Linked DNA regions of Homo sapiens: regions 1 and 2 are each linked to region 3. The links are chromatin contacts, found by Hi-C or POLR2A ChIA-PET in ENCODE. All regions are on one chromosome and are shown on one strand. Each heading gives the region's core, a stretch centred on a gene start or an enhancer-like site at or near the end of the contact. The rest is flanking DNA. Distances are from core to core; before and after follow the strand shown.

What was found. A loop is a pair of places that touch in the nucleus more often than their neighbours do. ChIA-PET counts read pairs that join two places held with the same protein, here RNA polymerase II (POLR2A). Pooled maps may share reads with other maps.
Region 1: a loop to region 3 is called in a pooled map, with 4 times the contacts of the local background. The contact joins the promoter of NDUFV2 here to the promoter of PTPN2 in region 3. A Hi-C loop is called at or near these places in 1 of 168 maps with a recorded cell type or tissue (naive thymus-derived CD4-positive, alpha-beta T cell) and 5 of 50 pooled maps. POLR2A ChIA-PET finds 5 or more read pairs at or near these places in 1 of 52 experiments (AG04450).
Region 2: a loop to region 3 is called in a pooled map, with 8 times the contacts of the local background. The contact joins the promoter of NDUFV2-AS1 here to the promoter of PTPN2 in region 3. A Hi-C loop is called at or near these places in 7 of 50 pooled maps.

Annotation. Positions count from the first base shown.
Region 1 is chr18:9,101,122-9,104,112 of GRCh38, forward strand. It overlaps NDUFV2 (NADH:ubiquinone oxidoreductase core subunit V2), which reads left to right and starts at 1,578. Exons shown (of 8, transcript NM_021074.5): 1 at 1,578-1,676. The coding sequence starts at 1,623. RefSeq lists a silencer at 1,306-1,665 and an enhancer at 1,938-2,647.
Region 2 is chr18:9,135,202-9,138,230 of GRCh38, forward strand. It overlaps NDUFV2-AS1 (NDUFV2 antisense RNA 1), which reads right to left and starts at 1,519. Exons shown (of 3, transcript NR_110772.1): 1 at 1,163-1,519. It overlaps ANKRD12 (ankyrin repeat domain 12), which reads left to right and starts at 1,580. Exons shown (of 13, transcript NM_015208.5): 1 at 1,580-1,764. RefSeq lists silencers at 682-855, 858-947, 1,298-1,647, 1,858-2,257, 2,298-2,347 and enhancers at 1,138-1,187, 1,678-1,727.
Region 3 is chr18:12,882,639-12,885,638 of GRCh38, forward strand. It overlaps PTPN2 (protein tyrosine phosphatase non-receptor type 2), which reads right to left and starts at 1,599. Exons shown (of 9, transcript NM_002828.4): 1 at 1,435-1,599. The coding sequence starts at 1,503. RefSeq lists silencers at 802-1,141, 1,522-1,811.

The sequences.
Region 1 (2,991 bases), core at 328-2,827, 3.8 Mb before region 3:
GTGACATGTTTTGGCTTTAGTTGTATAAGAACAGTAAGTATGTGCACAATAGTGTTAGGTGTATAAGTATTTTTATTTTTTATTTTTTATTTTTGAGACGGAGTCTCGCTCCGTCGCCCAGGCTGGAGTGCAGTGGCGCGATCTCGGCTCACTGCAAGCTCCGCCTCCCGGGTTCACGCCATTCCCCTGCCTCAGCCTCCCGAGTAGCTGGGACTACAGGCGCCTGCCACCATGCCCGGCTAATGTCTTGTATTTTCAGTAGAGACGGGGTTTCACCGTATTAGCCAGGATGGTCTCGATCTCCTGACCTCGTGATCTGCCCACCTCAGCCTCCCAAAGTGCTGGGATTACAGGCGTGAGCCACGCGCCCGGCCAGGTGTATAAGTATTTAGGTAACTTTATAACAAAATACATTTACATTAAGGGCCAGACTGTCTTTTCCTTTTAAAGGGAAATACTGAAGCTAATTTAGGAGAGGCAAACTAACATAAAATATAAGGCAAAGGAGTGGGAACCAAGGCATTTGGTATCTATTTCTAGCTCACTGGGCAGCAGTCCTCTGTGTCTTGAATTCTGTGATTTGCGAAATATGATTCATAGGGGTTGCAATGGAATATTTCTGAGTTTTTAAACTAATGAGGGATAAATTTTTAAAATCCCTGTGCTGCTGTGAATGTTCTAGAAATTATTCACAAGTTTATTATAGCAAAGAAAATGGGCAAAAGGAAGGGGGTGGGTACAGGACGTGACACTCCAGAAAAGAAGGCAGTGACGTAAAAAATCAAGAGGAAGTCCACACCAGGAAATAGTGCTGTGCACATTAGAGCTGTTACTGAATAAATACTTGTTGGAATTTCCAGAGATAACCAAACAAACATGAAGAAGGAAGTGGGTTTTTTTTTCAGCTTTATTATGGAAAATATCTAATATGTACAAAAGTACCGAGAATAGTAAATAAGAACGACCATGCAGCTTCTATGGCCTTACTTAACGGCCAACTTGCTTTATTTTTCACCTCCCGCTCCCCACTATTCTCAAGCAAATTCCAGACATCATACCATTTAACCCCTAAATATGTCGCACATATCTCTAATGCAAAAGATTGGGAACCAAGACATTTGGTGTCTATGGCTAGCACACTGGATAGCAGCCCTCTGTGTCTTGAATTCGTAACATGTAGAATAAGATTTATAGTGGGTTGCAACCCGACTTTATTTTTAACTAACAGCAATATAAGAGGAGGTGGCTAATCCTCACAAGGCTCTCCATGAGGGAAGCTCACCCCTATAAATCCAGGCGGGCGCTTCGTTACCCAGGAGCCCAAGGTGCAGCTCCGGGACGCTTCTTTTCAAGGCCGGGACCCCTGCAGCGGCCCGTAGGACACCTCCCTTTCCGAGCACGGACTGGTCCCCGCCCCTCCCCCGGGAAGTCTCCGCCCACAGGGCCCCAGCAGCCCCCGCGCGCCCTCGCTCCCTCCCGTCAGCCCCCGCCCCTCGGCGAAGGGAGCGGCGTGCCGTCCGGGTCGCCTAGGCCTGGGGTCGGGAGCGCGCACGCTGTGCGCCCTGGGCGCGCTCGGGATTCTCGCCTGGCGCGGCTGGGGAAGGTGAACAGTGTGGCCCGCCATGTTCTTCTCCGCGGCGCTCCGGGCCCGGGCGGCTGGCCTCACCGCCCACTGGGTAAGGAGGCTCAAGCTGAGCCCGGCGCTGCCGCCGCCCTTCTCTTGCTCTCCGTGTCTCCCTTAGTTTTGGGCGCAGGAGAGCCCTGGGCTCTGCACGGGCCTGCAGGCGGCGGCAAGGACACTGCGGCCTTAGCCCTCTTAGGGAGGCCGCTGCAGCCCCACCGTGAGAAGCCCCGAGGGAGGGTTGCCATACTGGGAAGTGTACTCCTAGTTTGGTCGAGGAGGACAGAAAAGAGGGGCTGCTTGGTGATATATATATATATGTTTGTTTGTTTTTGCTGTTTTGCTGTAGCGCAGAATCTAGGCCTGCTCTGGCCAGATCAGTTTCGAAGACCGTCGCTCCGAAGGAGGCACCTCTCGTTTCAAGCCTAGTGACCTCGATGCTTTTAGGTTGCAGCATACTGGAGAGCTCTGGCTTGCTTCGTGAAGGCTTAGGGAGAACTTCATTAGGGCTGGAAAAGGGTGGCCAATGTTTGATTTACTGCAGTTGTGCTTTGCATATCGGAAATGCTGGCTAAATAAACGGTATCAAACTAACTCTGAAAGAACGGCGCCGCAAATAACAGCACCCAATTAAAGAACCACAGGATTTTAGAGATTAAATGATCTTTTTGAGATCCAAGTACATCTCATGGTAGGCAAGGAAATTGAATTGCAGAGAAGTTGAAACACTCCTTCACGTTAATCTAAAAATGCAGATTTCCAGAAATGTCGATTATAACAACAGGGCCTGTTACACAAGTAATACTGGAAAGAAGCCTTAGTTTTGTTTGTTTTCTAAGAGTGAAATAGGTTAAGTCAGTTCTCAGCAAGAGGGAGCTAGTGTATATTCATTGAGAATGAATTCAGGGCTTTAGAGTTAGACTCGAGTTTGGATGTTAGCTTAACTGCCTTTTGTGGCTCTATGACTTTGTGCTGTTAATCTTCCTCAGTTTCTTCAGTTGTAAAATGGGAATATTCCTTTTTGCAGAGTTCAGTCTTTCAATAAACATTTGAAGTCTTACTGTACGTCATGCACTGCTGAGCTCTAGTTAACAGTGTGGATAATAATGATAGTCATTTGATAACTGTTTTCTGTATGCCAAGCACCGAGTTAAATATCTACATTCCACATCTCATTTTTGAGGCTGGTATTACTTTTTCCTCATATTACAGATAAGGAAAAGATTTAGACAGTTCCCGTTCTTTTGGAATTGATAGTCTCATGTAAGAGGAACTTTAAGGTTGAGACAATGTAAAAGTACAGTGTTAGAGAGATGAATAGGGTCATCCAATGTGGTTTCAAGGTGCATAAGATTTTTCCTGAAGGTAAT
Region 2 (3,029 bases), core at 269-2,768, 3.7 Mb before region 3:
CCAGGCTGGAGTGCAGTGGTGTGATCTTGGTTCACTGCAATACCCTGGCCTCAGCCTCCTGAGCAGCTGGGAGCACAGGCAGGCGCCACCAGCCTGGTTAATTTTCATATATTTTTTTAGAGACAGGGTCTTACTATGTTGCCTGGCTGGTCTCAAACTCCTGGGCTCAAGCCATCTGCCCGCCTGAGCCTCCCAAATTGCTGGGATTACAGGCGTGAGCCACTGCGCTCGGCTATAACGATTATTTTTAAGTATGTCTTTAAGATTTTTTTTTTAATTGAGAGAAGGTAAACAACAGTTAATTTTCCAAGTGGCACAAAAAAGTAACAATGAAAATGTCCTACCCTGGAGCTCTCCTGACTTTCTCATAGGCGACTGTTTTTTTCTTTGTATTTCACATCATAAATAACCAAGTTAAATGTAACACTATTCCACCTCTAGCCATAAGGTGCTCTTTTTCTAGTCTTGTTGACCCTAAAGATTTGTAGGTGGGAGAAATCAGGAACCCAGGAAAGGAAAAACTCCTGATCTTTAATGCAGGTTTATGCTTTACATAGTAATTTGATGGGACCTCGCCGTCCCTGTCAGGTCTGAATGTCACTTCATCTGCTGTGATCACACCTGAACCCTCAGTTCATCAAGACGTTAAAGGACAGTGTAACATAAACTTGTAACTGCATGCACTAAGTCATAAACAGACGCTGTTGTTGCAGATTAACCTCTACGTAAATAACGCGCCCAGAAGGGAGTGAGTACACGCTGCTGCCACGCTGCGACGGTCAATTTTCCTCCGGCACCCTTCCTAGTACCTGAGCAGCTCCCTCTCAAATCCCCAACACTACGTGTGGGAGGGTGCACTGAATTCCTCTTTAAAAAGGCCACTGGAAGGCGTGGCTGGGAGGGGACGCGCTCTAGACCCCCTGGTGCCAGGGCAGGTGCACGCTACCGCGCTTTCGGGGCGGGGCCCAGGGCCCCACCTGAGGCGGGGGGCCGCGGGCTCTGGGCGTAGGTGCAGCTTCTCCGGCCTGGTGCGGGGCCAGACGGCCGCCGCCGGCTTAGCGGGGGAACTTCGCCTAGTCCTCGGGCTGCGGTCGCAGCGTCATTTTGCCTGAGTTGGATCACGCTCGTCCACCCACCCCGTGTAAAAATAACAGGTGAATACCCTATGTGGGGGTCCTCATCGCCGCCATTTCCAGAAGCTTCCAGTCACAGCCACTGCCACGGTCGCCACAAATGCTACTGCAGAGCCCGCTTGCCCAGCAGCGTCACCGGCGCCTGCCCTGCCTCTTCGCCCAGCCTTTGATTCCCCCTCCTTTGTCGGATAGTGTCTGCGGCGGGGAGGCGGTGACACTAGTCCGAGTGGGGCGTGGAGACCGACCAGCACGAAGGGCGGAGTTCCGGCCCGCACCCCTCCGCCGCCTGCCGCTTGGTACGTCCCGCTTCCCCGCCCTGCGGCTCGCGGAGCCTGGCTGAGCAGCAGGAGGGGCGGGCGCCGGGGGGCGGGGCGGTCACGCCGCCCGTCCCGTGCCCGCGGTAGTCACGTGTCCGCGGGTGTCACGTGCTCGCGTCGCAGCCAATCGCGGGGCGACGCTGTCCTGGGAGCGAGGAGGCTGTGGTGAGAGACGGACCGAGACCGGAGATGTTTTCAAGCCCGGCTCCGGCGGCTTTACAGGCGGCTGCAGCGGCGACGAAGACAACGACAGCGACGGCTACGCCGAAGCACTCGTTCCGGGGGTGAAGCCTCCTGCGCCGGCCTTGCCTCGGGTCCGTACGGGTGAGGGGGGCGTGGCGACAGGAAAGGAGGAAGGAGGGGCGCGGTTTCGAGCTTGTCCCCGGCGCCAGGGAGGAGATCCCCTCAGTTCTGCGCTGCTCCCGTTCCCCCTCCCCAGAGCAAGGTAGGGGACGCGCCCTGCCCGCCCCCCCCGGTCCCGACGCGCCGCCCGCCCAGCCTGGCCCGAGCCGTAGCTCGCCTGACAGTGACAGGCCGTTAGTGCCCCCCGGCGCGGGTCCGCCGGGGCCCCGCCCGCCGCCGCCCCTCCCGGCGTCGCGAGGAGCCGCGGCGCAGGTGGGAGCCGCCAACTGGGCGGGGGCGCTGCGCGGGGCGGGGCGGGGGCCGGGCGGAGGGCCGCGAGCTGGCCTCGTCGCGGGCGCCCCTCACCGCGGCTGGCGGGGCTGGGCTGCCGCCGCCTCCCGGAACATGGCGGGGCCGGAGGAGCGTGTGCGTGCGAGTGTGAGTGTGCGCGGCCGAGAGGGCGCCGCTGGCGTGCGGCGGTCGGACCCGCGGGGGCGGGGGCGCGCCCGGCCCGCCGCGCGTTCCCGCCGCCAGCCGCCGAGCGTGCGCCGACGCCGGGGAGTCTGCCGCGGCCGCTCGGGCCGGGAGCGTCGGAGGTACCCGGGTCCTGGGAGAGGTGGATGAAATCAAGAAGGGGAAATTGCTGCTTTAGTAGTGTCCGGGGAAAGAGCAGCCACTCTACAGTTCTGTCTTAAATGCCAGTGTAAAATAACCTTGCCGCATTGGACAGGCAGTTCCCGTCATCGTTTTTCAAGTACCCACTTGTGATGCTTCAAGACCCCTGGAGCACGTCAGGTTCTTAGATCTCGTTTTGAGGAGTGATGTGGAGTGACGCATCCTTACAGATCCCAAAGCGTTGAATAAACGGTTGTACAAAGAGGTATGCGAAGCTTAGCTGACAGCTGTTTTAGTAATAACAGTAAGACGCTGTCTGGGATAGGAAGTTACTGTTGCACTCGTTGAAACCTTAGGAAACATTTAAAGCAGTGTAGTCACCGGGATTGTAATTTCCACTGGACACCCGTGGTTAAACTGCGAACTAAGGTGAAGTGTGTTGCAGATCCAGTGCTGTGTATGTAATGGTTCGGAATTACCTCTAATCCTAAAGTTGAAATGAGCCTGCATCTGCAGTCATGTATTTCGTTTTCATTTTAGAATGGTTTATGTAAATTATAAAGAAAGGCTAGTGAAATAGCTATTTTATCGTAAATTAACTGTGTATTAAAAACATATGCAC
Region 3 (3,000 bases), core at 349-2,848:
CGTTTCAGATTGTCTATAATTGGAAGAGTCCTTACCAGCATTCTTTAAAACTTAGATCCCTATTCTAACATACTCTGTATCATGGGAATCAGAATATTTATACTTCCCACTAATGTGTTCAAGAAGAAAACGTTACTTTCTGAACACATTTTTCACTGCCATCTAATTAAATGGAAAGGGGAAAAACCCAGGATCATCCATTTACAGGAAAGCCCGTCTTTTACTTTACACAGAGAGAACCAAACATCAGAAGCAGCATTAACTTAACCGTCACCAAATTCAATCTTGGGAATAATACGACAAGGATTAAACGAAGGGGAAAGCAGTTACATCATTTTAAAAGAGATAAAGTTTTGTTTGAATTAAAAGGTAGTCTAGTTGACATAAAAAAAGCGAATCACAGGTGTTTATACTACATATTGCATCTATGTGAGCTGAACAGGCACGATTAGGGCGATAGGCATCGGAACACCGTGCCCCCGGGGAGGGGATGAGGGCACTTTCTCAGGGCAAGGAAAGGCTATTTTGATTTGAGGGGGCTTGCAAGAGGGGATTCATTTGTGACACCCGTCTGGGAGCACACATGAAAGCTGCGTTTCACTGTAGGGAAAGTATACCTCAGTAAGGAAAACTATAAAGAGAATGACACGCTATCACTGGACGAACACAAGCAAAGCCTCTTTCGTTCCGGGAAGGTTCTATGGGGGCCGAACCCACGCTGGGCGCTGCTGGGCCACGGGGGAAAATGAAGACGGAGGGTCCCGAGAGCGCTGCCCTCGCCAGAGGCCACGAGCCACCCCCAACCACCGCGGCTCCGCCAGGAGAGCGAGCTTCGCCTCGCAGAGGGCTGCGGCGGCCGGCCCGGCGCCCAGAGCGGCCTGCTCCCACAGGTCCTGCGCGGGCGCCAGCTGGACCCGGACGCCGCGGCCCGGCTCGCCCGCCCCCGCCCTCACCGCTCCCGGGGACGCCAGCTGCCCACCCGGCCACAAAACACCCGGCCAGAGAAAGAGCTGTCCGCGAGCAAGAACCAAGCACAGCGGCGTGGGAGCTACGGCGAAGCTGCGGCCCGGGGGCGCGCGCCCGAGCGCCCCCACGGCTTTCCCAAGGACCCCCAGACCCGGGCCGCGCAACGCTGGTGGCGCATCCACGCGCTCCCCAAGAAGCCGCTGTGGCACCGCCCTCCAGAACTAACTGCGCTTGCGCTAACCATGAGCTGCTCAGCTCAAGTATGCTTTTTTTTTTTTTTTTTTTAAACCAAAAGGAGCAAGAGAGCGGTCAGCGCAGGCGCGCCCCTGACGCGGACCGCGCCGCCACTTCCGCCCCGAGCGAGAGGCTAGAGGCGAGAGGCGGGGGAGGCGGGAGGGACCCTGCGGACAGGGCACGAGTCCGGGTCTCGGAGGAGGTCGGCGACTGCCGCGTGGGTCCGCGACTCACCAAGTACAGCGGCTGCCAGCGACGCTGAGTATCCAACTCTTCGAACTCCCGCTCGATGGTGGTGGGCATGGCTGCGGGAGCGAGCTGGCGCGAGCAGAGCCTGCGCCGGCGGAGAGGCTCAGGCCCCGCACGATCCGGGGAGAGCGCTGGCGCTGCGGCGCATGCGCGCTGCGCGCCGCGCCCCGCCCCCACGCCAAGCCCTGTCGGCCGTGGGGAAAGTACCTGGAGCGTCGGACGTCAGCGCGCAGACTCGGCGCCCGAGCGCGGCGCGAAGTCGGCGGCGGGGCGGGGCGGGGCGCTCGGGGGGCGGGGCTCGGGGTGCCCAGGTGGGAGGGGGCGGGGCCAGGGGACCACCCGGCGGCCGTGGTCCCTGCGCGCGGCACGAGGTGAGCCGCCCCTTGGGCTTGCGTCTTCCGACAAGAGAGAGGCGGTGGTCCGTGGGTAGCGCGGGGTTACTGGAATGGGACTCCCTGAGGAAGTCCCCTGAGAAGTCGCCGGCACGCTCCGCCTTCCTTCTTGCTTCCCATTTCTCGTTTTCTTCTCAGCCTTCATAGTTTTTTAAAGTGCTGTATTTGAATATTATTTTAAACATCATCTAGGTCAGATTAGCGGCCTGTGACCAACTTGGAAACAAATTCCTCATTCTTTTCTGCCCTGGTGTCAGCTCCTGTAAGCCTGCAGATTTTATGCCAAATAAACCGCTGGAGCAAAAGGAAAGGCAGCCAGCCTCTCCCGGAATTTGGGAGAGGGATACCTTGTTAAGAAAACGTTCTACAACTTACGAATTAGATTTAACTGTAAAAAATAGCACGTCCTCTTTTACCAAACAAACGTACTAGTTAGGGAAATCATCTTGCTTCAGATTTAAGATAGTTCTTTTTTAGTGCTTGTAATATCCTGCTATATAATCTTCATAAGAAACGTGAAGGGTTAGGAAAGGTTTAGCCGTGCTGTCCAGTATTGGGATTTAAATTTTAAATATTAACTTAATTCCTCAGTGGCACCAGCCACATTTCAGGTGTGCCATAACCATGTATGGCTAGTGGCTGCTATGTGGCAAAGTACATATGTAGAACGTTTCTATCATCGAAGACAGTTCTTTTGGACAGAGCCGGCCGAGAGGATTACAATACTTGGGGCAGAAAAGTGTCCTTAATCACATAAAATAATGAAAACCCTAGCCAGAAAAAAAAAAAAAAAAGTTGGCTACGGAAGCTAGAAGAAATCGTATTAACAAAAAAGCAGTCAGCAAGCTTTCTACTTACATAGTATGATTTAGAGATACAGGAAAGCTTCCCCCGAAAGACCCCACAATGTCTAATGGTCCTTGGTTCTGAAATTCTGTCATTGAATCTGATTATTTTGATTAAAGGCATGGTATCTCCCAGAATATCCTGTGAATGTTCGCATTAGTCTGCTCATCAGATTGCTTTCCAACCAAAAAATACTGTGTTCTACAAAGGAGGAGCATCTTTATCTCAAAGCAGCAGTTCTTATCGCCAAGTATTCAGCATCTCTTTGGAATTCATTTGTCAGCCTCTCTGGTTCCGGGAGCTGTATTTGCCT